Regions from separate parts of the Homo sapiens genome. Here regions 1, 2, 3, 4, 5 and 6 are each linked to region 7. Evidence: chromatin loops called from intact Hi-C (ENCODE). Cell type or tissue: CD4-positive, alpha-beta T cell. All regions are shown on one strand.

Region 1 (4,000 bases), 1.3 Mb before region 7:
CAGGCCTGGGTGACAGAGCGAGACTCCATCTCAAAACAAAAACAAAACCCCAAGTAATCCAATTAAAAAATGGACAAAAGATCTGAATAGACACTTCTCAAAAGAGGACATACAAATGGCCAACAGGTATTTGAAAAAATACTCAGCATCACTCATCATCAGAGAATTGCAAAGCAAAAGCACAACGAGATATCACTTCAACTTCACCCCAGTTAACATGGCTTTTATCAAAAAGACAAAAAATAACAGATGCTGGCAAGGAGGCAGAGAAAAGAGAACTCGTACGCTGTTGTATAAATTAGTACAGCTATTATGGAGAACAGTATGGTGGTTCCTTTAAAAACTACAAGTAGAACTACCCTACGATCCAGCAGTCCCACTGCTGGGTATATACCCAAAAGAAAGGAAATCAATATATCAAAGATATGTCTTCAATATCCCACACTTATTGAAGCACTATTTACAACAGCTAAGATATGGAATCAAAAGTGTCCATCTATGAAGCTGGGAGCAGTGGCTCACGCCTGTAATCCCAGCAGTTTGGGAGGCCAAGGTGGGCGGATCACTTGAGGTCAGGAGTTTCAAACCAGCCTGGCCAACATGGTGAAATCCAGTCTCTACTAAAAACACAAAAATTAGCCAGGTGTAGTGGTGGGTGCCTGTAATCCCAGCTACTCAGGAGGCTGAGGCACGAGAATCACTTGAACCTGGGAGGCAGAGGTTGCAGTGAGCCGAAATTGTGCCACTGCACTCCAGCCTGGGTGACAGAGTGAGACTCTGTCTCCCCCCCAAAAAAAAAGAAAAAGAAAAAGAAAAAGTGCCCATCAATGGATGAATGGATTTTAAAATGTGGTACATATTCACAATGGAATATTACACAGCCATAAAAAGAATAAAATCTTGTCATTTGCAATAACATAAATGGAACTACTAAGGACATGTTAAGTGAAATAAGCCAGGCACAGAAAGACAAATATTGCACTCATATGTGAGACCATTTTTCTCATGGAGATAGAGAATAGAACGGTGATTACCAGGGATTATAAAGAGGGAATGATTAATGGGTACAAAAGTAGAGATAGATTAGAAGGAATATGATCTAGTGTTCAGTAGCACAATAGGGTGATTTAGTTAATAATTTATTGTGTATTTCAAAGTAACTAGAAGAGTAGAATTGGAATGTTCCTAACACAAAGAAATGATACATGTTTGAAGTGACCAGTTACCCTGATTTGATCATTACACATTGTAGGTTTGTATCAAATTATCACATGTACCCATAAATATATATGACTATTACATATCCACAAAAATTTTCAAAATACAGAAAAAAAAGTTTGCAGTTTTAGGAGAATTGCAAAGAAAACAGAAGTCTCAAAGAGGTCAGCAGCCCCTCATGGGGAGGAAGAGGGGCTCATTCCCTTTGCATTGGTGTTGGGGGGCTAATGAAAGCCCAGTGATGTAAACAACCTCTCTGACCTTTAACCCTGGCCCCTCCTCCCACTGCCCCAGATTCTATGCCCACCAGCCCCCATGGGACAAGATTTGCCGGGCTGAGGGAAGGCACTCTGATGACCTTTTGCATTGTGAGCATGTTTGATGCTGTGGGAGGCAGTGTGCCCAAGAGCACCCCAGACAACTCCGGATTTTGTACAGCCACATAGTGCTTATTTGGCTCAGACTTCGGCAGCAAGGACCTGCGGACAAGCTGTCCTGGGTGAGCTCCTCTGCAGCTTGAGATACCCATGCAGATGCAGGAAGACAAAAGCTTCTCAGCTAGCATCTACAGCCATGCGCAGTAACTTACGCTGGCTGACAGTTTGCATCTGTTGGGAGATAACTGACCCATTTCTCACATGAAAGCAGAGACTGTGGCTCTCAAACCACTCTGGGTATCAGAATCATCTTGGGTGCTTGCTAAACCTACCTACTTCCCTCAGAGTTTAGGGGGAGTTTCCAGCCGACAGCTTTTAATTCAACTTCTCTCATGTTACAGTGTCACCAGCTGGAGAACCACAAATCCAGAACCAGGGTATCACCTTGGAAAATGCTGGAATAGGCGATAATTAGAAGTAGGTTATTATTAACCATAAAGTAAAATGTCTGACCATTGTTCTTTAAGTCCAAGGTTAAACAGAAATCCTCACTTCGCAGGAATTAGCTGTGTACCACAAGAGGGTGCCATTGTCGCAAAGTTGTGGCACTGCCCTTCCAGCCCTTTGTTATATTCAATACGCTATCCAAGGAAATTTTGAAAATTATTTTTCTATGTTAAAAGGCTAAAAAAAGACATGACACAAGGCTCTAATATTATGGAAGGTCCGAGAATAAAGTACAAGGAGGAACACATATAAAACAAGGGAAATAAGGCTGGGTGCCGTGGCTCACGAACCTGTAATCCCAACACTCCAGGAGGCCAAGGCAGGAAGATCACTTGACCAGCCTGGGAAACAGAGCGAGACCCCATCTCAAAAAAAAAAAAAAAAAAAAGTTAGGCCTGTAGTCCTAGCTACTTGGGAGGCTGAGGTGAGAGGTTGGCTTGAGCCTGGGAGGTCAAGGTTGCCCTGAGCCAGGATGACTCCATTGCACTCCAGCCTGGGTGACAGAGACCCTGTCTTTAAAAAAAAATCATGGCCGGGCGCAGTGGCTCACACCTGTAATCCCAGCACTTTGGGAGGCCAAGGCAGGTGGATCACCTCAGGTCAGGAGTTCAAGACCAGCCTGGCCAACATGATGAAAACCCGTCTCTACTAAAAATACAAAATTAGGCGGGCATGGTGGCAGGCACCTATAATCCCAGCTACTTGGGAGGCTGAAGCAGGAGAATCACTTGAACCCAAGAGGCGGAGGTTACAGTGAGCCAAGATCACGCCTTTGCACTCCAGCCTGGGCAACAAGAACAAAACTTAGTCTAAAAACCACAAAAAGGGCCAGGCACGGTGGCTCCCGCCTGTGATCCCAGCACTTTGGGAGGCAAACATGGGCAGATCATGAGGTCAAGAGATTGAGGCCATTCTGGCCAATATGGTGAAACCCTGTCTCTACTAAAAATACAAAAATTAGCTGGGCGTGGTGGTGCACATCTGTGGTCCCAGCTACTGGGGAGGCTGAGGCAGGAGACTCGCTTGAACTGGGAAGCGGAGGTTGCAGTAAACTGAGATCGCGCCACTGCACTCCAGTCTGGAGACAGAGCGAGACTCTGTCTCAAAGAAAAAAGAATATGTGATATATACATAAATATATATATATATATCACATATACTATATATATATATAAATTATATATATATATACACATCAGTGATATCAATGATATTTATCAGTGCCCAATTGGGAAATCTTGCCCACACACTTCAACTGCCCTCATTTTCTCCACCCCCCATTAGGCCATCACTTTTATTTCTTGTGCATCCCTCTAGTGTTTTGTTATAAAAACACTAGCAAACTTCTTATTCTTTCTGCTTTCTGTTTTGTGCCATTTCAGTAGAGAGAGCGCCTCCTTGCTGTGGTTTACAGCTGCACAATAGTTCATTCTCTGATGGGTGCGCCTTTGTGTATTTATCCATTCCCCTATACATGAACACTGGGGTCTGATCTTTTACTATCACAAACAGTGTCGCAGAGAATAACCTCGTTCAAGTGTCATTTTGTACTGGTATGGCTGGAGGACAAATCTCAGAAGCAGGACTGTGGGGTCGAAAGCAAATGCACTTGTAATGTGTAATGTTGACAGTGAGCCACGATCACTCCACCGCACTCCAGCCTGGGTGACAAAGTGAGACCCTGTCTTTAAAAAAATGGAAATAAAAATTCACACTTATATTCAAACAAAACCGCCCTCCCAGTGGGTTTGTATGACTTTGCTCTCCCGCAAGCATGTTGGGAAAGCCTCTATTTCCACAGACTCCTCCGAGTGAATATACATACGGTGATTATTTTGAGTTCCTAGAGAGGCCTTAATTGCCAACTTTGGATAACAACATTTATCACCCATGAGGTG
Region 2 (4,000 bases), 1.1 Mb before region 7:
TGGAAATGTCAATTTCAAGTAGCCTGCGATGGAGAAGAAGGAAGGCAGGCATCAGAATAAAGAGGGAAAACACCAAATTTACATATTTTTCTATAAACCAAGAGGTGTATTTTTTTTCTTTTTCTCCCCATGCAAGGTTAAAGAGTGTGCATTGAAAATGTAGTGCATATGATTTTTAATTCTTTTGAAGAACTCTTACTGTGTCCTGTGTAGATAAAGACAAACCTCTCATCGGTGGGCCCTGGCTCCACTGACCAACAGGGATTCGAATCCTTCGCAGGCATGTAATAGCAAAATGAGTAGGTTCCCTGAAAGCTGCTGAGACCACAGAGCAGGGCTTTGAACCTTCTGGACCTGTCCATCTGGCCCAGGTGAAGGGCCTCACTTGGACGGCACTTGCTTTTTAAGTTCTGGTGTGCAGGCTTCTTTCCCGTTCTCACTTGGGAGTCCCATGGATTAATGCCTACCCCAAGCTCTTTCCAACATTCTTGACTCTTGCTTCACTTAGAGCCTTGGTTTTTCATTTTAAAAATCGATTCAACCCTTTATGGAATGAGGACTTGCAGTTATGTGTCCAAAAGAAATCAGGCCAGGTGCGGTGGCTCATGCCTGTAATCTCAGCACTTTGGGAGGCCGAGGCAGGCGGATCATGAGGTCAGGAGGTCAAGACCATCCTGGCCAACACGGTGAAACCCCGTCTCTACTAAAAATACAAAAATTAGCTGGGTGTGGTGGCATGTGCCTGTAATCCCAGTTACTCGGGAGGCTGAGACAGGAGAATTGCTTGAACCAGGGAGTTGCAGGTTGCCATGAGCCGAGATTATGCCACTGCACTCCAGTTGGGCAGCAGAGTGAGACTCCGTCTCAAAAAAAATAAAAATAAAAATAAAAAATAAAGAAATCAACTAAGGTCATTCCTCCTTCCATGCAAGCTCAGGGGTAAGGCTCAGGTCTCCCTCCAAGGCCTCCAGAAGAAGCAAGCCTGGACTGCCCACACTGTCCACCTGCTGCCAGAGTCCTGCAGAGTTAACCCTTTCTCTGAGGCCCTTCCCACTTTCCCTGGAAGGCAGAGTAAAAGCTGGTGCCTCAGAGCCCCATTGCATCCACCAGTGTGGGAAGGTTTGGCTGCCCTCATCTGATTCCTGGGCAGGACCAAGACAAGCATCTCAGGCAAGCATTCGCATGTCCCCGGGTGAGCTGTGTAAACTTGGGCCAGACAAATGATCTCTCTAAACCTCTCTGTTTTAACCTGAAAGGGAGGCTTGCCTCAGGGTAGGCAAAACTCCTTCTCCTATTTTAGCCAGAACATTTTTCCCCCAAAACCACAAAATACAACCCGGGAGCATGTGCAGGAGCACAACGGTGACAGCGGGGTCACACACGGCTCCGGTCACACCCCGGGGAGCCACCTGGAACAGATGATTTCGTCCGATGACTGCACGCCAGGCAGCTCCCCCAGGTGGTTGTCGGAGAGGTTCAGCTTCCGGAGATTGATGAGGCCCCAGGGGATAACCGAGGGGAGGGTCGCCAGGCAGTTGGCAGAAAGGTCGAGCTCCGTGATCTGGCAGGAGATGTCTATGAGCCAGTCTAGGTCTACCCAGGGCAGTCTGAGATGGGACCATTTCACACGGAGAGCCTGGTGGTGGAAAGAAAGGAAAAGCACATGTGGAGGGTGAGTTCAGGGCCCACATGGGCTTGGAATAAAGCAAGGGTTAATGCAAATGCGCGTCTGTGTGCCTGCTCCAGCCCGGGTCCCAAGAGGCCTGCACATGTCCTTCTCGGCCGCCGGCACCTGCCACGGTGGTGGGTGCAGAAGAGCTACCTGTTCCCATCGGCACCTGCGTCTCACAGGCAATCTGTGCACAGCGCCTGCAAGTCACCCTCCAACCTCCAGAGGGCGCCGGTGGGCGCGGGCTCAGTGCCGCCCCTCAAGAGGCGGCTCACAGGGAAGAGCGCGGCGGGATTGTCCACGTACAGAGGAGACCGCTGAAGCGTCCAGGCGCCTCCCCCAGACTGGAGAAGAAAGCTGACTCCCAAACCCAAGTCTCTGACCTCCCTTCAAGGCGGCCTTTCCTGTGATCAGAGGAGCTGCCGCCTGCAGCTGCCCGCACCGCGCCAGGGTGCTTGGTGGACAGGCTGCTTTCAGAGCGAGCCTGAGATACAGACAGACGATGGCCACACAATATATAAAAAACAGAACTCTGGCCCACGACCCACAGTGACCTGCCTAGGAAACCAACCTCTTTATCTATAGCAAACAGCCCGGGAAGCCAGTCTCTTGCAGGAGGCCAGCCTCTTTTTTTTTTTTTTTTTTTTTTTTTTTTTTTTTTGAGATGGAGTCTCGCTCTGTCGCCCAGGCTGGAGTGCAGTGGTGCGATCTCGGCTCACTGCAACCGCCGCTTCCCGGGTTCAAGCGATTCTCCTGCCTCAGCCTCCTCAGTAGCTGCACCACCACTCACGGCTAATTTTTGTGTTTTTATTAGAGACGGTGTTTCACCATGTTCGTCGAGCTCAGGCTGGTCTCAAACTCCTGACCTCGGGCAATCCACCCACCTTGGCCTCCCAAAGTGCTGCAATTACAGGCATGAGCCACTTCTTATCTCTAGTAACAACCCAGGAAGCTAAGCCATCATTTCCGTAAAAGTCAGTCTAAAATGGCCAGGACTTGGTTAATAACTGACCGATTCTCTAATTTTTGTCCTCACTTTCCATTTAGGACCAACCCGAGAGAGCCAACTTTGCACCCCTACCAATCCCATAGGATGCCCAGCCTGCAGCGAGGCCCCCCAGCTTCCCCACGACAACGGCCTCCCGGCAGGAGGCCCCGGAGGCCTTCCCTTTGTCCCACTAGAAAGCTCCCGCTCCTCTGCCAGCCTGTGGGTCTCTGCCACACGCAAGTCCTGGTGGCTGGCGCTCTTGCCGTTGAAGTCCTGCTAAACAAAATGTCTTTGCTCCACTCATTTCTCACTGGTCTTCCTTTATTTCCACCAGAGGGAGTCAGAAGGGCCAGCGGTTTTCCGGCATGGGGTGGTCAAAGGGACCTGGCGAAATATATGGGAGCAGGACTTTGCTCTTTCTTCCTGATTACCGAAGAATATTGGGCTCAATCAGGTTTCTGGGGAGAAGAAATCTGCTTTTGGGTCTGTTTCTTCGAAGCAACTGGAAATCCGTATTGGAAAATTAGAGGAGCAGAAATATGAACAAAAATTAGTGCTTCGCAAATGGGAAAATGTAACAAGCAGAGGCTACGAGAAAGGTCCCAATAACGTGGGATGAATTCCTCAAAAATTGGCGGCAGGTGACGGGCATCCCTATTTGGCCACCAGATGGCGATGAGCGCCTGTCTTTAGCTCCTCCTCCGCCCACTCCAGGAGTTTGGAAAGACTGGGCCTACGCCCCTCAACACTCCGTCCGGTCTTTGAACCAGAGGAATGAGGGACTCTGTCGCTCTGTCTGTCTGTCTCTCTGTTCACATGGATGAAAAGGGAAGGGCGGCACTGGATCTTAGGCCAGGAGGGTAGATTCTGAGCTGATTTTTTAAGACAAGTCACTCAATTGCCCTGGGCCTGTTTGATTGTTACTATTTTACTCCCCACATTTTAATTTTGAAAAATTTTTTAAATTTCAGAAAAGTTGCACTAGGACACAGTGAATACCTGTGCACTCTCCACCTCGACTCACTGATTGTTAAAACGCTGTCACATAGGCTTTTGCCCCTCTTTCTCCACACAAATACACACGCTTTTTATGTTTTGATGAATCATTTGCCAGTAAATTATACATCGTGATGCTTCACCCGTAAATACTTCAGCATGTATCCCTGAAGAATAATATTTTTCTACACAACAGCCGTATAATTATCATTTTCAGTAAGTGTAACATCAATACGATATTATTAAGTTCACAGCCCATGTTAGAATATTCTCAATTATCCCAGAAATGTGGTTTATAACTATTTTGTGTCCTGATCTGGGATCCCTTGACAATTGCATGACATTGC
Region 3 (4,000 bases), 670 kb before region 7:
GATTAGGTTTTAACAGATACACTTCATTTCCCATTAACTTAGTTAATAATATAAAACTCACAAAAATGGGAACATCTTACAACATATAAGTGAAATAATTTGGGATAAGTATTCATGAAGCTTGATTCATGAAACCCTGACTCAATCAGAATTGAGTTTATTTCTTGAGTAGAAAGAGACTTTGTCATTGGAAAAATGCCCCAGCACCACTGCAGCAATTCTGATTTAGCTGGTCTCTAGGGAGTCCAAGGCTCATGGGTTTTTCCTAATGTTCCAGTGATGTCAGTGTCAAGGTCAGATTCCAAGGTCAAGGACCACTGCCCAGGAGGCTGTGTCCTGGCCCATAAAGCACTTGGTGGTGGAGAGAATGAGCAGGTTATGCTCTAGTTGGCAGCAGGCAGTGTTCTGGGCCAGCAGGTTGTGTCTGGGGATCTTGGTGTAATAAAGAGGGCCACCATAAAGACAGATGCAGCACAGTTTGGAGCCCATCATTTGCCTTGTTAGCCCAACTTAGTTCAGCTGTACCTGGCAGAAAAGGCGATGGGGCTGGGTAGAGAAATTGTATTTCAGACCTTGGTCATCACAGCAAAAAGAACGCCGAAAGAAAGGAAGCTAACTGGAGGCTTTTGAGTTCCTTATAGTTCTTGCCCTGGTAATTTAAGGGATTTTGGTCTTCTATGGTATTCTACCACAGCCATTTTAAGATGGTGCTTCAGTGTGTGTTGCTTCTGTCAAGTACGTTGTCAGATGTGTCATACGGTAAAGACTGAATGAGCTCAGAACTTAATCCCTGCTATGGATACTACTGTTTATAATTCTTTGATACTACATTTTTATTATAATTTAAAATTCACAACTTAAAATATTACATGGTGTTTTTAAAGTTTTTTGAGATCAAAACGGTACTAAAATATACTTTGGGACTGATTTTAGGATTGTTACATATACACTACTAAATTAATCTTCAGCCAGGAATGTATTCCACAAATATAAGTACCTACTGTGTATCAAATGCTGTGCTAGGAGCTAGGGAAGAACCAAGCAGACAACTCTAAATCATAAAAATCATTGCACAAATCGTTAAAGTATAATTGTGACACATTCTGTAAGACAGGGCACCAGAGCTGGAAGACAGTATCACCGGAGGACCTACCCCTGCCAAAGAAAGTCATATTTAAGCCTAAAACAAAAGGGAAAGTGGGTGGAAGGAGAAGCATTGTATCAAGGCCCAGAGGCTGGAAGGAACCTTTCAAGGTTAATAAATAAAGACATATTGACATCTTCCTACTTGAGTTATACAGGTGTTTTCACATATAAGCCATTTAATTTTTGCAAATCTTTGAGTATGCTACTTGGCTGAGGTAGGTAGATAATCTCGTTTTATCAATTGAAAAATCAGATCTTGTCTGTGTACAGAATTTAGGAGTTCAGTAAAATCTAGACAGTATCACATCTATAGACAGTTCCTCAACGCTACCCTGCCACTGGTGGCGGGTTTGTGGGGGCAGATGGAAAAGGGACAAGGCATAGACTGGAAAAGGGGAAGACTAAGGAAAACCTTTCAGTGAAATATTTCATTCTGAAGTACCACTTAAAACATACAGTTATAATTTAGCAACTAAGTATAGAAAAGTATTCATATTGATACACTGGATAATTTCCATTTATTTTAAAAATGCTTAGCATTAGCATATAAAAACCTAAGGAGCTGAGATTCCTCATCAATAAATCAAGTAGATTGTGCAGTGGTTCTCAAAATGTAGTCCCTGGTTCAATTCTTGGGCCCTCCCAGACCCACTAAATCAGAATCTCCAAAGTGGGCCCAGCCATTTGTGTTCTAATAAGCCTTCCAGGTAATTCTGATGCTACGGTTTGAGAATTATCTCTAAATTATCTCTTGAGATTTTTTCTAGTATGAACACGTTATGATTCTAATGTCCAGCATTAATTTGTGCTATGTTTAAAAAAAAAAAAAAAGATTTGCCTTTGGAGTGGTCACATAATAGAGCTACTTGAGAAAGATACTGTTGCCAGTAGGCCAGGTCAGGTTCTTCGCTTCTCTGCACAAAAGAATTTGAAAGGGAGACCACAGTGAAAATGTAGAAGGTTTGTTGCAGAGTGAAAGCAAGTGCACACTCAAAAGAGGAGCCTGGATGTGCTCAAAAGAGGCGTGTAATGTGGTCAGGGCTCGCTACGCAGACAGGCATGATGAAGGCACAAATATTCTATGATGAAAGGAGAGGGTTTCCAGGAAATGGGTGGGCAGTTCCCAGAATCAGGGCGCCACCCTTTTCTTGACTAAATGTGGTTAATCTGGAACTGCCATAGCTTCAGGTACGTGGCAGGGAGTGGGCGGTTTCCCCAGGGAAGTTTTATGGTAATGGGGCATAATGCAGCCAAGAGTATGCATTCAGTCAAGTTTTTGGCCATCTTGGATTTAACCAATTGCAGCAGGCTTCCTCTGTTACATTCTTATCTGTGCCTGGTCCCCAGGTAGCCCTTTCCCATTGGCACAGCTGCCGGCATTCACCTATGCAAGCTTTTACTTGTGTATCTATGCTTGCAGCTTGATTTTTCAGGCCGCTTTTTGTTAGAAAAGAAATGATTTGGGGGCTGCTTTTTATTAAAAGGGAAACCTTGCCGAGGACTCTCTTACCCTCACTATCTGTCTAAATAATTTCTAGCTCCTGTATCATCAGGCTGTTACCAGTATATCACTTTGACAGAAAAATGCATTTAAGCATTAAGTCTTTTATCTATAACTTGATTGCCAGGCTTTTCCTTCATGCCAAAAAAATCTGGCCTGTTTCAGAGTCCTAAGACAAGAGTTTAATAGGAAGACAATTTACAAACACGTGACAGAGTTTGTATTCTCACTATCTCAGAAGTAACCTGGAAACTTGTTAGAAATACAAATTACTGGGCCCCACCCCAGAACTATCTTATGGGAAGCTCCTAGGATAGGGCCCTGCAGTCTGCTTTCATAAACCTGTCTAGTGCATGACACAGTTTGAGTACTATTGTTTTGAGGAAAAGGAAGGATGGTGTAGCACTCCAAGGCCAGTAACCGCCAGCACCCCCTTTAGCCCTGAAGGTAAAGAGAGCTGGCAGTTCCTGGAGCTTGAAAGTCCAGCCTGCCTTCCGCCCCTCCCACTCCAAATCTCCTGGAGTCTGTTGGGGCACAGAGGAGAGTGAAGAATGGAACTAAAGGGAAGATACTGGCACATGGCATGCTGTCGGAAGATATCTGCCCCACTTCTTTTAATAGGGGAGGGAGGTGCTCTTGTCTAACCAGACCCATTTTATTTTTTCTGTGAAAAGTGCAGTTTCGATTGGTGGAGGGAACCAGAATCCTGGAAGACAGCCTGGGTTTGGAGGCCTCAACTTCCGCGACAGTTGTCACTGCATCTTCATTAATGGAGCAAAATAGATTAAGTAGCCTCTTGGGCTGTGGTCAGATTTGAACCAACTGTTGTTGAATTAGGGGAAGGCCTACTATTGACTTTCCCAGTCTATTAGTCTATGTAGTAGCCACATCATATAAAGAAACTAGTAATTTTTTTTACTTCTAATATTGACCATGAAAATAGATTATTTTTGTATTCTGAATTCAAACATAGACATATCTTTTTAAAGATAACCACAAATTGTTTTCCAAAGAGGATGTGCCGTTTTTCATTCTCACCAGCAGTGTAGGAGAGATCTAGTTTCTCAGCATCCTCCCCAGCATTTGGAGTCATTTTTAGCTCTTCTAGTAGTGGTAGTTCACTGTAGTGTTAATTCATATTTCTGTAATGGCTAATATGGTTAAGCATCTTTCTGTGGGATTATTTGCCATCTTTATATCCTCTTTGGTGAAATGTCTGTGCATGTCTGATCCATTTTGTAATTGAATTTTTTTTTTTAATGTTGAGTTTTGGGAGTTCTTTATATATTCTAGGTACTAGTCATGTGCTTTGCAGATATTTTTCTTTAAGTCTGTAGCTTGTCTTCTCATCTT
Region 4 (4,000 bases), 1.4 Mb before region 7:
CATGTCTCTGTACTCCAGTCTGGGCAATAGTGCAAGACCTCATCTCAAAAAAAAAAAAAAATCGTATAACTTAATTTTGTGACTTAACCTTCCTCCCGTATTTTCCTGATTGTTGAGAATGAACTGTGTTCCTTTCCTTGTGGACAAGGTCCATAGCATCCTTCAGATTCTCAAGGAGATGCTTGACTACAAACATAAGACAGCACTGGTCCATGGCCATGTCCTTTCTGAAGTGTGTGAAGTATTCAACCCGAAATACATATTTATAGGCAATGTGTCTCATGATAGGTGCTGTTAGAGAAATTAGAGTTGTATTTAAAGCTCTTTGCAAAGATGAAGACTACTGGGCTTATCAGTTATTGAGAGAGGTATGTTAGAATCTCACAGCATGGTAGTGGATTTGACTATCCCTGAAGTTCTGTCGATTTTAGTTTTGTATATTTTGAAGTTGCCTTATTTGATACATACAAATTTTAAATTATTCATATCTTTCTGGTGAACGGAAACTTTTTATTATGTTGTGACCCTCGATCTCTATTAATGCTGTTTACCTTGAGGTTTCTTTTACCTCGAAACAATCTTTGTTTTGGTTAGTTATATGCATGATAAATCGTTTTCCATCCAAAATTTACTTTCAGCTTGTCTGTACCTCTTGTAGTTTAGATTTCTCTCTTAAAAACTGTATGGTTGAATTTTTTTTTTTTTTTTTTGAGATGGAGTGGCTGGAGTGCAGTGGCGAGATCTCGGCTCACTGCAACCTCTGCCTCCTGGGTTCAAGTGATTCTCCTGCTGCCTCAGCCTCCCGAGTAGCTGGGATTACAGGTGGGCGCCATCACATCTGGCTAATTTTTGTATTTTTTTTTTTTTTAGTAGAGACGAAGTTTCACCATGTTGGTCAGGCTGGTCTCGAACTCCTGACCTTGTGATCCACCCGCCTTGGCCTCCCAAAGTGCTGGGATTATAGGCGTGAGTCACCGCGCCCAGCTCTGGTTGGAATTTTTTACAATCCAGTCTGAAAGCTCTTTTAAGTGAATTATTTATATTTAGTCTGTTTACATTTAATGTAATTACTGGTGTGTTCCAGTTTGTCTTCTCTCTGTTCTGGGGCTTCCTGTCTGTCCCACCCGTTCTTCAATCCGTTTTCTCTCCTTTATTGTAGATGCTCTCCTTCTGTCATTCCATTTTTTCTTCTGATGGTTTAGAAATTACTCTCTTTCAATCTTGAGTTAGCATCGTAGGAATTAAAACACACATATTTATAAAAGTTTAAAATTAAATGTTAAGATCACTGTACCATGACCTTCAACATTTAATTTTAAACTTTGACACCTTTACCCTGCTAAACAATACAGTACAGTGACCTTCAACATTTCAGCAGCCTTCGGGTTGTTACATATTTATTCTTTTTTGAAGCCCATCACTACATCGCCATTACGTTTTACACTGTGTATGTAACAAATGTTACCACTTTGTTCTTTATTCCTTTTTGGATCATCTTCAGTGGGGGTAAAACAGTATCAAGCTCTAGAGCTCCCTCTGGTGGTTTTTGTGACATATTTGAAGATGGCAGCTTGCTTTTTGAGAATTTCTGGCTCTGCTCTCCCTGTTTTTATCTGTACTTTTTTTTCTCATTGTGCCTCTTGCACACACACACCCCTTCCCCACCATCTACCCAATTTGCGCCTGTTCCAGCAGTTTCTCTTCAGGGCAGGGCCGTGTTGGGACATGATTTCTATTAAGAGTGAGGGCCCAAATTGCTCTTGCCCCTGCAGCCCTTATCACAGACCCCTGTAGTCATTATTGGAACATGCTGGTCTTGGGCCTGCTTTTCTCAGTCACTGGAGTTCTCCAGTTTGTAAGACGGCTCCTCGCCTCCCCTCTGCTTCTTCCTGTACAAAGGCCGTCACCCTGCAAGCCTTGTTGCTCTCAACATGGGTTGTCTCTACTTGTTCCTATTTTAGAGTTACTGCAGAATGCCTTGCCATCTAGCTTGGTTGTAGCTGGTAACCATAGGTTTTTGTTTTTTTGCTATCCTTATTGCACTATGTTTTATGGAACAATTGGAGAAGATTAAAAATTCACCCTGCCCACTGGGCGTGGTGGCTCACGCCTGTAATCCCAGCTCTTTGGGAGGCCGAGGCAGGCAGATCACGAGGTCAGGAGATCGAGACCATCGTGGCTAATACAGTGAAACCCCGTCTCTACTAAAAATGCAAAAAAAATTAGCCGGGCATGGTGGTGGGCGCCTGTAGTCCCAGCTACTTGGGAGGCTGAGGCAGGAGAATGGCATGAATTCGGGAGGCGGAGCTTGCAGTGAGCCAAGATCACGCCACTGTACTCCAGCCTGGGCAACAGAGCGAGACTCCGTCTCAAAAAAAAAAAAAAAAAAAATCACCCTGCCTTCTTTCCATTAATTCGATCATTTTTAAGCTATACTATTCCTTGTCCCTGCAAATTTTATTTAAAGAGATTTTCAGGGGCAGCTAGGATAAATGTACCTTCTTTCAAAAGACAGTATACCTTTGTTGTTCTTAGACGCTGAAGCTGGCGCTAGCAGGAAAGCCCACTTACACCAAGATTCTGGCTTGCAGTTCCCAGTGTGAATAGGTTGCTCCAGAGTCCCATCAGCTTTGCCATTGTTTTCTTTTCCAAATCATGGCTCAGCAGCCACTTTGAGATTCCTGTAGGAAAGCAATTTCTTATCTCCTGCTATTGAGACAGAAGCTGTTAATGCCAAGATTTTAAGAAGCTCCCATGTATTCATCGGTAGAAATTATTTAAACATTTGTGATGTGCTAGTATTGGGCTTGTTGCTAGAGAGTAAAAATTCAGTAAATAATGAAAAGACAACTTGCTTCAAAAGCACTCTCCATTTCAGAATCTCAAAATAGCGTGTGGTATTCGCGTTCTTACCTGTGGCTATTGCTTGACAGGGTGATCTGGACCCTCTGGCATCTCTCAAATCGCTGACTTACCTAAGGTATGGGAATTACATATTGTGACAAAATGAAGCCCTTTAAAATAACATTACTTTTACCAGCCTTGACCTTAATGTAATCAGATAATTAAAAAATGTGGCACATATGCACCATGGAATACTATGCAGCCATAAAAAAGGATGAGTTCATGTCCTCTGTAGGGACATGGATGAAGCTGGAAACCATCATTCTCAGCAAACTATCGCAAGGACAAAAAACCAAACACCCCATGTTCTCACTCGTAGGTGAGAATTGAACAATGAGAACACTTGGACACAGGAAGGGGAACATCACACACCGGGGCCTGTTGTGGGGTGGGGAAAGGGGGGAGGGAAAGCATTAGGAGATATACCTAATGTAAATGACAAGTTAATGGGTGCAGCCCACCAACATGGCACATGTATACATATGTAACAAACCTGCAAGTTGTGCACATGTACCCTAGAACTTAAAAGTATAATTTAAAAAAAAAGTGCCTTTTACAAAGAAAGATTGAATATATTTCCTTAATGTTAAATTGTTACAATGTTGCAATGTGAAGAATGTGAATGTTCCCTTGATTTATAGGTTCCTTAGACTATTCAAACAGACCTCTTGAGTGCTGTGCCATGAACAAGTTTGCCATTGTGTCATTCCTTTTCTTGTAGTATCCTAAGAAATCCGGTAACCAATAAGAAGCATTACAGATTGTATGTGATTTATAAAGTTCCGCAAGTCAGAGTACTGGATTTCCAGAAAGTGAAACTAAAAGTAAGTAGTAATCTGTTGCTTGTGAGCCATTATAGAGTTGTGTGTTTTTCTTTATATTTTTGTTACTGATTATTAAAATTGTCTAAATGAGTAAATTTTACCATTAGTTTGTAATAAAAGTGGGAGGGAAAATGTTACATCACATTTTTTTCTAATAGCAGAGTTTATGATAGAACTTTTAAGTTGGAGCTCTCTTATGTAATGCTGGCTATTCCGAAGTTCGCAAAGTGCTGAGGCCACGGTGAGCAGTCTTAACAGTGGATTGTCTGCCT
Region 5 (4,000 bases), 1.3 Mb after region 7:
CTTTAAGGATAATTTCTAAGGTGTTCATTAAGTTCAGGAGTCCCCTTGACACCAACCTAGACAAGTAAGCTTTCTTCTGTCCAGAGGTCGGGAGCTGGCCTCACCGTCGCCCTACCAGGACACTGTCAAAGGCCTTCACCAGCAACCAAAACCGGCAGGGTTGGAGAGGGTGCTTCAATGATAGAGAGACCTGTAAGACCTTGCTACTGTCCCTCCCAGGAGTGAGGCAAAAGCTTACTGGCCTCACCAAGAAAACAATGCAAAAAATAGAAGCCAACTTCCATACGTGGTGATTCTGCTTGTTCCAACCACATCTCCCTCAAATCTCCATCTCTCTCTCTGCCTAGTATCTTGAGATCTGAAGGCTGGAAGGGCCTGTGAAATGACCTAGGTCCACCCTGTAACTCAAGGTCAGCAGGTGTGCAAGTACCCTACCCACCCAACTTTCTGAGATGCCACCCTGGCCCTCTGCACCAGGCCACTCCGGAGACCACCAGGCAGCCGAGTCCAGCCTGCAGATGCTTCCTCCTCAGGAACCCAGCTCCAAGAGGGTTTAAAAGCACACTACAGACATAAATCGGTGCCAATGAATTATTCATTACATCTTATCTATAGGGAACTTATGGAACAAAGTCTCCATCCACAGGGATGAGGTGATCTTGACACAAGGCCAGACTCACAAATTACCCTTCCAGGAGTTCTAATTTTTTTTATTCACCTCAATGTGCAAAAAGCCTAATCAAACAATGATTTTAAAGATAATTTTATTGCTTTCAAGTTCCATGCAGCAGTAACTGGTGTGATAAAATGTTTTGGCTAGCAGAGGTGCAATGATCAGATGAAAATAAATTTGTTGTACAAAGAAGTGCTTCAAAGTGAATGGCGAGTATCCCTTTAAGAAGTCTTCCGTTTCTTCAGCTCCTCCTATGCACCAGGCACTGGGCCACCTCCTGGGAATTCAAAGATAACCAAGGTACCATTCCCCTCCCCAATGGTGGGGGAAAGCAATATGGGGGAGATGCCCAAATAGGAGGTATAGCAAGAGACCACAGGAGCTCAAGTCAGTGCAATCATTCTGCATGCAGAATCAAGGCCAGAGAGAGGGTGAAATTACAGCTAACTCTTAAAGGAGCTTGCCAGAGGGCAAGCTGGTAGTATTGTTTGCTATTCCAAGCAGAGGGGCTTCCACCTGCCAAGACAAAGAGACACGAATGAGTACAGCCTGAACTGTTCAAAATGTCTGGGAGGAAGGGAGGCTGAAGTTCTCTCTCAGACAGCCAAACAAAGATTTCCGAATTAAAAATAATAAAAGGCAATCATGGGGAAACAGGTTTAAGGCTTTTGACACGTAAAACTGAATAACCAGCTATATATTTTGTGTAATCTCAGCAAGAAAGATTCTGAAAATATCAATAAAACATGAAACAAAATACATAAAATTAGCTAGCGAAATATAGACGGTGTGGGACCTAACACAACACTGGATGTATTTATTCTTATTCTCTGTGAGTATTTCTGGCTGGCGAGCATCTTAACCACATAGAATAGCCAAAGGGGAGAGAGAAGAGAATGAAAGTGTTACTACCTGTTTAAATAGAGCAATGGAAGGTAAATCTTGCTGTATTTTTCCAAATGAAATCAGTAGTGTTTTTTTAATCTCTAATCTCAAATATTTTGGAGCTTTAAATTTATTAAAGTCCTGTAAAATTATCTTAAAACTCTAACTGTAAAAGACACACTAGGTGTTAACAGCTCTGCCATGGAGTTGCAGTGCGCCTGTCTGCATCACTTAGGAAGACCCTAATTCTCTCAGGACAGCTCGCACTGACACAGTAGAGTAACCTTAATCCAAAACTGTAGCCCAGTGATTTCTACAGAAGTCTGTAGTATCCACATTTTCTTGCAATCAGTCCCCAGGAAGCAAGCCAGAGAGTGGGTTGGGATCGCTATCTTCCTCCTTGGGGCACTATTAATTCAGTCACCTAATATGCTGAATTTCCCTTCTGGCCACTAGATGGAGCCTATGCATAGGCGAGATGGGCAAAGTGCACACTGGACACCTCTCAGGTGTGAGCAGAAATTGACAAATGACAATATTAAGGGAGAAAGTGTAATAAACAGATCTCTGAAATGGAAGGCAAACTGCAGGGGGATGACCATCGTTTACTGAAAAAAAAAATCACAACTGTTTAATAAGCAACATGCCATCTTGTTAATAAACACCTTAGCAAAATAAAGTTTTATTATACATTTATTGAGCACCTATGTGCCAGGTTCTATAACATATTTAAATGGCAAGGACAATCAAACATCAAGTAAGCCTTATATTTCTATCCAAAGAACATCTCTGTTCGAGGATGTCACAACCCTAAGAACAGTAGCAGTTGAAGTCCAAGGGCTTAATACCAGGTGCCAGGTTCTATTCTAGGCACTTGACATGTGTACGAATTTGATTTCTATGAATGTTTAAAGTAGATTCTATTAAAATTATAATTTCACAGATGAGGAAACTGAGGCACAAGAAGATTAAATTATTTGCCTGAGAGCTTAGCTACTGAAGAGCTGAGATTCAAACCAGCCACTTTGGCTCCATGGTCCTAATAAAATTACAAGCAAGGAACAAGACAAATCACTGTCAACCAGCAAAACCGTGGGTTATGAACTCAAAAGGAGTAATGGGAAAGTAGATCTATACAAGTTAGGGAAATCCCAAAAACCTTCAAGAAGGAAGAGGAATTTGACTTGGAAATGTAAAGATGGCATCTCTGACCTATTCAAACCACAGAAAAGGCATATGGGGGAAAGGAATCACCTGACTTAGCGTGCTGCCTTTTGAAAGTTATGATCTTGTCCCTATTTTACAGATCCACCTGGAACTTGGAAATTATTTCAATTTAAAAAACCTATTCTATTTCCTCACAATTTTTCTGACTTTGGTTTTCTAAACCTGTTAGAAAAGGTTTTCATTCTGTTGTTTAGTGAGAAAAGGAGAAATGTCTCCCCCAAATATTTTTAAGTCTCCGCATTTCTATCAAGACTCAGAAAAGTTAATAACTTTAGGACCAAAGAACTAATTGGCAGCTAAGGAGAAACTAAAGCTATGGTGACCTTCCTGTGTTCTTAAGCGGCACTTTCTGCTATTCAGTATTGAGGATGGAAGGAGAAGTAGCAGAGTAGTGAAGAGGAAAAACATTCTCAGCTATGGAAACAGCAGAAGCAAAAACTTGAAGACAGGCATAACACAGCTTCCTTTCCATCAAGCTAATGCACAGATGCTGGGGAGTACCAGGAACTAACAGTGGATCCCTACAGCACAGGATTACTAAGGACCTGTTTCATTACTTGATTCTAAGGACCCTGGACTTGATCCTAGGACCACAAGAGGCACGTTCTGAGTATTTGGAGCTGGCAAGTCCATCAGACTAAGGGAATGGTACAGGAACTGGTTCAGAGGCCAACTCAGCATGTAGTCAGAGTCAATGCAGGTCTGCACTGGACCAGGCTGGATCCCGGAATAGGGGTCAATCTGAGCGATTTCAAGTGACTCAGTGAGATCGAAAGGCAACATTCAATTAATGAGTCTCCCCAGAAAAGGACAGGCTGCAGAACTGAAACTGAACAAATTCCATCCTGAGCCAATCTCTGTTGCTGAAAATTTTACTGAGGTGCATGTGAGAAAGAAAATCCCAATTGTATCACCTGACGAAGAAAGGCTACCATAACAAAAGTTCTGTACCTACGACTACACGATATCATGTTGTGACCTAACATATGCAGTGAACTCATTATCCACAGAAATCAGACAACAGAACTAAGGGAAGCCTCACAGCAGATCTCCCTCTGCTGCTACTGGTCTCTGTGTTCATTTGTTTTCGTGGCAATCTGTGCTTCTCTTTAAAGTCCTGAGTCTGTAAGCTTGTGTATTATCCCACTAAAATGAGACTCAGGGAAATTAGGTAAAGAGAATAAATACAGGACAACACAGATAAATGTGGACACA
Region 6 (4,000 bases), 950 kb before region 7:
CAAAGAAACTCTTTACATGGGACTGAGTCAGCTGAAAGGCTCTTCTTCCTTTCTGCTGCCTGGAACACAGACATGAGAGCTGGGTCTCCAGCAGCCATCATGTAACCATAATGCAATTCTGAAATGCAAGTTCCATGGTAAGGAAGTTGGAAGAGACACTTAGGAAGAACGTGGGTCCCTGATGGCCCTGGAACCAGCCCTTCATCCCTGGATATTTTTTCTTGGATTTTTTTTTCATGTGAGAAAAAGGAAAATCCCTATATTATTAAAGCCCACCATTTGGGTTTTCTGTTATATGTGGCCAACTTAATCCTAAGCAGCATAGCTGGCTGTTGGCCATCGCTATGACAAGAAGAGCAAAATTTTAACTCAAGTGGAATAATGATCTCATTTTTGTATAAACGGAGCAGCACAGACATAAAACTCTTATCACCATCTCTGTTATTTTGACCTTAATCAAATAACCTTGATGCGCTGTGCTCAGGTTTATAGTATGTTAAAAAACAAAGACAAAAACTAGCTCTGGGATGGAATAAATGGAGTAAGCTCACTGATTCATTGGATGATGAGGTCCTACTAGGGAAGAGAATCTCTTTGGTACAAAAGCCCCGTGGAGCTGCCATCCTCTGGTGCTCATAGGTGTTAGTTGTGTCCTCACATCTACTGAGGAAGGCACCAACACTCAGAAAGATTGAGTGACTGAAAAAGTCCCTGGGTCACCCAGACCTGGAAGATACTTGGTCAGGCCAGCACTCAAATCAGGCAGCAAGAAGTCAGACTTTGTTTTAAAGTAAACAAAATGTCACTCCATATAATCAGTGAATTTTGCTCATAATACTTCACACCCCTCAATACCACCACCGGCAAGTCTCAGTGATGTGAGAAGTTGTTTGCAGACTTTCCAATCTCCTTCAAAATTCAAGAATTCTGAATTTTGAACCACACTTCTTGGGGTTTCAGTTCAATTTACTCCAGACAAAACATACTTCCTGGTTAAAAGGAAAATTGTTTAAGGGGTCTTACAAAAGAAAGGGTTCAGGAAGATTCTTGGACACAAAGTGGTTCTTGCTAAATAATTGTCCTGAGATAAGCCTAAGAGAATCAGAAACACACACATTGAATTTCCCTTGAAATTCACATGGGTATACCACTGTCGGGAAAGGGGGCTTAGCAACATGCATTTTGCCAAACCCAAAATGTTTGAAAAATGATTTGAGTATGTGCACGTTTGGCAAATCACTCTTGGGTTCATCTATCCTAGCCCCACAGTGACAAGACTTTCCCCCTGCCCTTCATCCGGGACCCCCTGTAAAGGAGCATTAGTTACCCAAGAATCTTCCCTTGGATTTTTGCCATGCTGTGAGTCCTGGGGTGGAGACCAAGGTGGGGGATGGAGGGGTTGTCAGAATCTGTGTTCTCATGGGAATGCCTGGGGATCCTCTTGCAGTTGTGTCTTTGTGTAATGAGAGTTACTCAGGCAGCACTCTTGAGGTTCCCCTGTAATCAGAAAGCGTCTATAAAGCACATCATGTCTTATAACATGTTTAGGCAGACAGGAAGCCTGTTATGTATGTAGCAGAGAGGAAACCTATTTATGTATATTTTCATCTAGTTTCATATGGCATTATGGTGATTCTAAAACACTCCACCCCCAGGGGAATAGATTAATTAGTGACCTATAGTATTTTCATACCTATAATGTCCTTTATTATTGAGCATATCTGCAAGCACTGAGTTTGCATCACATTACACTCTATTATACATTACATTGTATTATATATTATATTATTTGCAAAGATAGTTCATCAATTAAGAGACAATGAATTGGATATGGTGTATTTTCCACCAGTGAGAGTAAATAAACATGAATATTAGGAACAAAACATGGGATTATAGACTTTATAAGGTGCATGTCAATGTGCATCTTCTATATTCCATGGATACTTCAGCTATCATGAATTTCAGCGCATTTTTTTTTTAATCCCAGGAAGTCCTAAGCTTTTCCACCTGCTTACAATGTCCAGAGATTTCACTGCACTTCTCCTGTTGGCCACTAGATGTCACAGGACCAAGTTGAGTAGGAAGTTGCCACTGAAGTTCCTTCTATGAGAGAAGCAGGTATTTCCCAACTTAGCAATAAATGGCATTGCAAGAGCTTGTTCACAGTACAGTGCCCAAAACTTCAGTTGCACCACAGACATGATGCTAGAACTGGTGATTAGTGCCCAGGCTAGCCCACAAAAGCCTACTCGCTTCTCCATAAGCCTAAAATGGGTTCCTAGCTTTGAGATCAAACAGATGTGGGTGCTGTTCTCAGCTCAGGGAGAAATTGGGCCTAATCTTTTTCAACCACTGTTTCCTTTTCTGAAGATGGGAGTAGTAATTCCTGCTCAGCAAGGGAGTCATGGGGGTAGGTGAGGTGGAGGTGCGACAAGTACATTTGCAAGAAGATAGACAAGACGTCACTGCTGCCTGACCCTTGATGAAGCTCACAGAAAGCACCACCCAGAACCTTGTCCTACTGGCTGTGAGGCATCACCCCTGAGCTGGCTGCTCTGTTGGGCCCTGGGTGCCCACCTCATCCCCATCCCTACCTGTCCCTCTCACAGACAAGACAACCCAGACCCCCCAATAGAAATTTGCAAAGGAATTGCAAAAGGATAAATAATGGCAAAGGATAAGTGTGTATGAGCCTAGGAGTTTAGCCTTGCAGGCGGGTAGACTGGGAAGGATTCCCACGGGGCATTTGCCAGCCTCATTGTTTCATCTCCCTTGGTCACAGATTCCTCGTCTGTAGAAGATGATGGTTCCTCCTTCATGGGATGAGAAATGCAACTGAGATCGCTGATGTGACAGGGCCAGCCCCTGCCTGGCGTATGGTGGATGCTCGGTTTATGTCACTTGAGAGACTTTCTTGCTAGGGAGATGGACTTCAGTCTCTTCCTTCAGCCCTGGCCAAGAAGCCTCCAGCTGGGCGGGCAGCTTCTCAACCCTTCTAGAACTTTCTTCCCGGTCTTCTCTCTGATCTGTGCTACAGGCGGCTTTCAGCAGCTCCAGACTCTTCTCTGGCTCATGCCAGGCTCCATTCCCCCAACACCCATCCCTTCACTTGTATTTATGCTTCACTGCAACACAGCAGACACTTTTGGGGCTTCTTCTAGGAATCTATCTGGCTTTGGGTTTCTGAACACCCAACTCTGCCCCGACTCGCTTCTCTCTCTCCTGTTTCATTAGCCATGTATCAGGGCTGATTCTTCTCAGTCTTTTTAGTTTCTTCCCCATGCTGCCTCTCAGGCATTGGTGGGGCACTGGCAGCACTGTGTAGACAAGGATCTTGACTCTCATCAGAATGTCCTGATTGATTAGTGATGTCTTTCGTGGGCACAGGATGCAGGCAAGCCCTAGAAACTGGCCTTCTAACGTGGTGACATGCACAGGGGTCACCAGGGATCTTGTTGACAGGCAGGTTGCATTCATAGGTCTGATGTGGGGCTCAGGGTTCTGCCCTTCTAACAAGCTATTAACAAGTATCTAACAAGCTACTAACAAGTATCTAACAACAAGCTACCAGCAAGTATCCTCCCTAGACTGGCAGCATGAGCATTTACTGGGAGCTTGATAGAAATGCAGACTCCCAGGCCCTGCCCTAGACTTATTGAGCCGGAATCTGCAGGTTGACAAAAGCCCCACCCAGGAGCTTCAAATACACATCATGGTATGAGAAGGGCCACCAGGCTCTGGTCTGGCTAATACCTGGCCTCTTAGGAAAAGCAATCCCTGCCCCACCAAGAGCCCACCTTGTCAGAATGGCTGAAACGAGCTCCTCTTTTTCTTGTTCTCTGTTTATTTTCAGGGTGGAGATGACATCACCTTCTACTGTGAGACCAAGGATAGCCCAATACTGGTCCCAGTCAAGATCCCAACTGCCCCCACTGTTTAGAGGCTCCTTACAGCTATACCCAAGGGAGTGTTTTTGAAGGATTTTAATCAACACACTTTT
Region 7 (4,000 bases):
GTCAGGATTTTCAATAGTCTAAGTAGTCTGTATCTTGTCCAAGGTTACAAGAGACAAAGAACATTATATATTGAGAAGAGATTCAATACAGCAAGAATAAGTAGTTATAAACATTTAGCACTTAACAGAATATGCAAAGCAGAAAGGGAGCGAATTGGAGGGAAAAGTAGTTCTACAATAATCGTCGGAGACCTCAGTCCCCCACTTTCAATAATGGAAAGAACAACCAGACAGAAGATAAGAAAGGAAATGAGAGGACTTGAACAACACAGCAAGCCAAGTGGACCTAACACACACCACCAGGCCCCCAGTGCATTTCAGCTGAGGCCTCTGGACACGAGGCCCACGACAGGTGTCTTAGTGGGCCCACGACTGCTGTGACAAATTACCACAAACTTGCTGGCTTCCAACAACACACGTTTATGATCTTACAGTCCTGGAGGTCGAAAGAGTAAAAAGAGGTCTCACTGAGCTGAAATGAAGCTGCTGGCAGGGCTGCGTTTCTTTCCGGAGGTTCGTTGGGAGAACCTAGTCCCTTACCTTTTCCAGCTGCTAGGCAGAGGCCGCCCTGTTCCGTGGCCCGTCCTCCATCCCCAAAGCCAGAAAAACCGGGCTGAGACCTCCTGGTGCTGTCGGCCTTCTCTGTTCTCTGTTCTCTCTCTTTCTTTCTCTCGCCTCTCTTCCTTATAAGGACAGGTGATTGCATTGGGCCCACCTGGGTGACCCAGGCTAATCTCCTTACCCATTAAGCTCCCCATCCTCAGCCTTTTCTTCTGTCAGATGGAGAATATAATCCCCTAGTTTTAGGGAATTTTGAGGAATAAATCGGATTACTAAACTGTGAGTTCCTTGAGTCAATAAAGATTAACTGAGCACTTACTGTGTGTAAGGCAACTTTCCTAAGTGCTAGGGATACGACAGTGAACAAAACACACAAAAATGCGTGTTTCTGTCTGTGTGTGCAATTAATCTACCTTAATTCCATCCGCAACTGTAATTCCCTTTTGCCATGTAAGGGGACAAATTCACAGGCTCTGGGGAGTAGGATGTGGACACCCTTGGGGCGTTTATTCTGCCTTCCGCAGTGGAGGACTGCAGACGCTGTGGGCGAAATGTTTGGAGCTGGTGCCATTAAAACCCTCTGCAGTTCCCGCTCAAGGTGCAACTCTCAAGTACTGGCACCTGGGTTTGCGGCCACGTGAGGCTCTGAGCAGCATGGGCCTTGGGGACACTGAAGATATCAGAGGCCCTAGAGGTATGTGTGGCTTCCCAGGTTAAAGTTGGCACGGAGAGAGAAGAGCGTGGCAAGTCAGGCAAACCCGGTGAACTCCCTTTGTCAGCCTTCCTTCCGTCTGCCACAAGGAAGGCCTGTACCAGAACCCAGGGCCTTCTGGGCTGAGAGGCCGCAGCCTGCATTGGAAGGCCACTGAGTCACGGACGTGGGAAGATGACCATCGGTGTCCGAGACGCGAGTATAAAGCCAGGCGCTGCCACTCACCAAGCTGCGCGATCTCGGGCGAGCAGCGCTTCGCCAGGCTCGGCCCACGGCGACGCCACAGTGCCACCTGCCGGCCGGACGCCCTCGCTCGCGCACCCCGCCCTCCTCACTCGCGCACCCCGCCCTCCTCACTCGCGCACCCCGCCCTCCTCACTCGCGCACCCCGCCCTCCTCACTCGCGCACTCCCCCGCCCTCCTCACTCGCGCACTCCCCCGCCCTCCTCACTCGCGCACTCCCCCGCCCTCCTCACTCGCGCACCCCGCCCTCCTCACTCGCGCACCCCGCCCTCCTCACTCGCGCACCCCGCCCTCCTCACTCGCGCACCCCGCCCTCCTCACTCGCGCACTCCCCCGCCCTCCTCACTCGCGCACTCCCCCGCCCTCCTCACTCGCGCACTCCCCCGCCCTCCTCACTCGCGCACTCCCCCGCCCTCCTCACTCGCGCACCCCTCCCTCCTCACTCGCGCACTCCCCCGCCCTCCTCACTCGCGCACTCCCCCGCCCTCCTCACTCGCGCACTCCCCCGCCCTCCTCACTCGCGCACTCCCCCGCCCTCCTCACTCGCGCACCCCGCCCTCCTCACTCGCGCACTCCCCCGCCCTCCTCACTCGCGCACCCCGCCCTCCTCTCTCGCGCACCCCGCCCTCCTCACTCGCGCACTCCCCCGCCCTCCTCACTCGCGCACCCCGCCCTCCTCTCTCGCGCACCCCGCCCTCCTCACTCGCGCACCCCGCCCTCCTCACTCGCGCACTCCCCCGCCCTCCTCACTCGCGCACCCCTCCCTCCTCACTCGCGCACTCCCCCGCCCTCCTCACTCGCGCACTCCCCCGCCCTCCTCACTCGCGCACTCCCCCGCCCTCCTCACTCGCGCACTCCCCCGCCCTCCTCACTCGCGCACCCCGCCCTCCTCACTCGCGCACCCCGCCCTCCTCACTCGCGCACTCCCCCGCCCTCCTCACTCGCGCACCCCGCCCTCCTCACTCGCGCACTCCCCCGCCCTCCTCACTCGCGCACCCCGCCCTCCTCTCTCGCGCACCCCGCCCTCCTCACTCGCGCACTCCCCCGCCCTCCTCACTCGCGCACCCCGCCCTCCTCTCTCGCGCACCCCGCCCTCCTCACTCGCGCACTCCCCCGCCCTCCTCACTCGCGCACTCCCCCGCCCTCCTCACTCGCGCACCCCGCCCTCCTCACTCGCGCACTCCCCCGCCCTCCTCACTCGCGCACTCCCCCGCCCTCCTCACTCGCGCACCCCGCCCTCCTCACTCGCGCACTCCCCCGCCCTCCTCACTCGCGCACTCCCCCGCCCTCCTCACTCGCGCACCCCGCCCTCCTCACTCGCGCACTCCCCCGCCCTCCTCACTCGCGCACCCCGCCCTCCTCTCTCGCGCACCCCGCCCTCCTCACTCGCGCACTCCCCCGCCCTCCTCACTCGCGCACTCCCCCGCCCTCCTCACTCGCGCACCCCTCCCTCCTCACTCGCGCACTCCCCCGCCCTCCTCACTCGCGCACTCCCCCGCCCTCCTCACTCGCGCACTCCCCCGCCCTCCTCACTCGCGCACTCCCCCGCCCTCCTCACTCGCGCACCCCGCCCTCCTCACTCGCGCACTCCCCCGCCCTCCTCACTCGCGCACCCCGCCCTCCTCTCTCGCGCACTCCCCCGCCCTCCTCACTCGCGCACCCCTCCCTCCTCACTCGCGCACTCCCCCGCCCTCCTCACTCGCGCACTCCCCCGCCCTCCTCACTCGCGCACTCCCCCGCCCTCCTCACTCGCGCACTCCCCCGCCCTCCTCACTCGCGCACTCCCCCGCCCTCCTCACTCGCGCACTCCCCCGCCCTCCTCACTCGCGCACCCCTCCCTCCTCACTCGCGCACCCCGCCCTCCTCACTCGCGCACTCCCCCGCCCTCCTCACTCGCGCACTCCCCCGCCCTCCTCACTCGCGCACCCCGCCCTCCTCACTCGCGCACCCCGCCCTCCTCACTCGCGCACCCCGCCCTCCTCACTCGCGCACCCCGCCCTCCTCACTCGCGCACTCCCCCGCCCTCCTCACTCGCGCACCCCGCCCTCCTCACTCGCGCACCCCGCCCTCCTCACTCGCGCACCCCGCCCTCCTCTCTCGCGCACCCCGCCCTCCTCACTCGCGCACCCCGCCCGGCAGTGCGGCCCGCACCCGCCCCCTCCCGAGCACCCTGGCGCGCACTTAGCCAGTACCTGCGCGTGCACCTCGGCGTTCAACGCGGCCTTTGCGGCGGCTCTCCCCTTGGACCTGAGGCTTCCCGCTTCGTTCTAGAGTGAAGGCTGGAAGAGCCCAGACAGGAAGGTGTCAGCTCTGTCCCACACCCAGGTGGCCTGTGCTGTCCCTTAAGTACAGCAGCAACAACGTCACCTGGGGAGGAAAGCTTCATGGAGCTCACCAGATTTGCAGGGGTGAAAGATGGAGGGAGGAGGGGAGTTGGATTCCTATACTAGTTTTTATCTGGATAACTTCTGAGCCAAGCACAGC

Evidence for each region. Peaks named below come from ENCODE experiments on the same cell type or tissue, not always from the same donor. Only the 100,000 strongest peaks of a DNase experiment are listed, where the experiment ranks them.
Region 1: a loop joins it to region 7, with 6 times the contacts of the local background. A loop is called at or near these places in 3 of 110 quality-filtered maps.
Region 2: it touches region 7 in a loop (26-fold over the local background); 8 of 110 quality-filtered maps call a loop at or near these places.
Region 3: it touches region 7 in a loop (5-fold over the local background); 24 of 110 quality-filtered maps call a loop at or near these places.
Region 4: a loop joins it to region 7, with 7 times the contacts of the local background. A loop is called at or near these places in 2 of 110 quality-filtered maps.
Region 5: a loop joins it to region 7, with 5 times the contacts of the local background. A loop is called at or near these places in 5 of 110 quality-filtered maps.
Region 6: a loop joins it to region 7, with 15 times the contacts of the local background. A loop is called at or near these places in 7 of 110 quality-filtered maps.

Annotation. Positions count from the first base shown.
Region 1 is chr15:101,256,499-101,260,498 of GRCh38, reverse strand. No RefSeq gene overlaps it. Among named protein-coding and RNA genes, the nearest start is that of CHSY1, 6.5 kb to the right of the region's middle. In CD4-positive, alpha-beta T cell, a CTCF peak has its summit at 2,179 (motif pointing right); DNase peaks (open chromatin) are centred at 2,178 and 3,495.
Region 2 is chr15:101,006,473-101,010,472 of GRCh38, reverse strand. LRRK1 (leucine rich repeat kinase 1) reads right to left here. Exons shown (of 34, transcript NM_024652.6): 7 at 1,410-1,636; 8 at 1-23. Among named protein-coding and RNA genes, the nearest start is that of LRRK1, 89 kb to the right of the region's middle. RefSeq lists enhancers at 1,887-2,216, 3,195-3,489. In CD4-positive, alpha-beta T cell, CTCF peaks have their summits at 1,888 (motif pointing right), 3,111 and 3,318 (motif pointing right); DNase peaks (open chromatin) are centred at 1,892 and 3,342; H3K4me3 peaks cover 1,241 bases.
Region 3 is chr15:100,595,244-100,599,243 of GRCh38, reverse strand. The region is part of intron 1 of LINS1 (lines homolog 1); the gene reads left to right. Among named protein-coding and RNA genes, the nearest start is that of LINS1, 4.9 kb to the left of the region's middle. In CD4-positive, alpha-beta T cell, no CTCF peak of the experiment used is centred here; a DNase peak (open chromatin) is centred at 2,243; H3K4me3 peaks cover 2,753 bases; H3K27ac peaks cover 4,000 bases.
Region 4 is chr15:101,286,636-101,290,635 of GRCh38, reverse strand. SNRPA1 (small nuclear ribonucleoprotein polypeptide A') reads left to right here. Exons shown (of 9, transcript NM_003090.4): 4 at 2,934-2,980; 5 at 3,626-3,728. Among named protein-coding and RNA genes, the nearest start is that of SNRPA1, 6.6 kb to the left of the region's middle. In CD4-positive, alpha-beta T cell, CTCF peaks have their summits at 1,328 and 1,529 (motif pointing left); a DNase peak (open chromatin) is centred at 1,525.
Region 5 is chr15:98,657,419-98,661,418 of GRCh38, reverse strand. The region is part of intron 1 of IGF1R (insulin like growth factor 1 receptor); the gene reads right to left. Among named protein-coding and RNA genes, the nearest start is that of IRAIN, 8.6 kb to the right of the region's middle. RefSeq lists an enhancer at 1-146 and a silencer at 1,965-2,259. In CD4-positive, alpha-beta T cell, CTCF peaks have their summits at 1,825 and 2,026 (motif pointing right); a DNase peak (open chromatin) is centred at 2,008.
Region 6 is chr15:100,871,320-100,875,319 of GRCh38, reverse strand. It overlaps GCAWKR (gastric cancer associated WDR5 and KAT2A binding lncRNA), which reads right to left. Exons shown (of 4, transcript NR_160703.1): 4 at 1-1,497. Among named protein-coding and RNA genes, the nearest start is that of ALDH1A3, 6.5 kb to the left of the region's middle. In CD4-positive, alpha-beta T cell, CTCF peaks have their summits at 1,859 and 2,063 (motif pointing right); a DNase peak (open chromatin) is centred at 2,079.
Region 7 is chr15:99,926,057-99,930,056 of GRCh38, reverse strand. No RefSeq gene overlaps it. Among named protein-coding and RNA genes, the nearest start is that of LYSMD4, 190 kb to the right of the region's middle. RefSeq lists a silencer at 1,618-1,677 and an enhancer at 1,399-1,693. In CD4-positive, alpha-beta T cell, a CTCF peak has its summit at 1,532 (motif pointing left); DNase peaks (open chromatin) are centred at 486, 1,536 and 3,695; H3K4me3 peaks cover 1,114 bases; H3K27ac peaks cover 1,034 bases.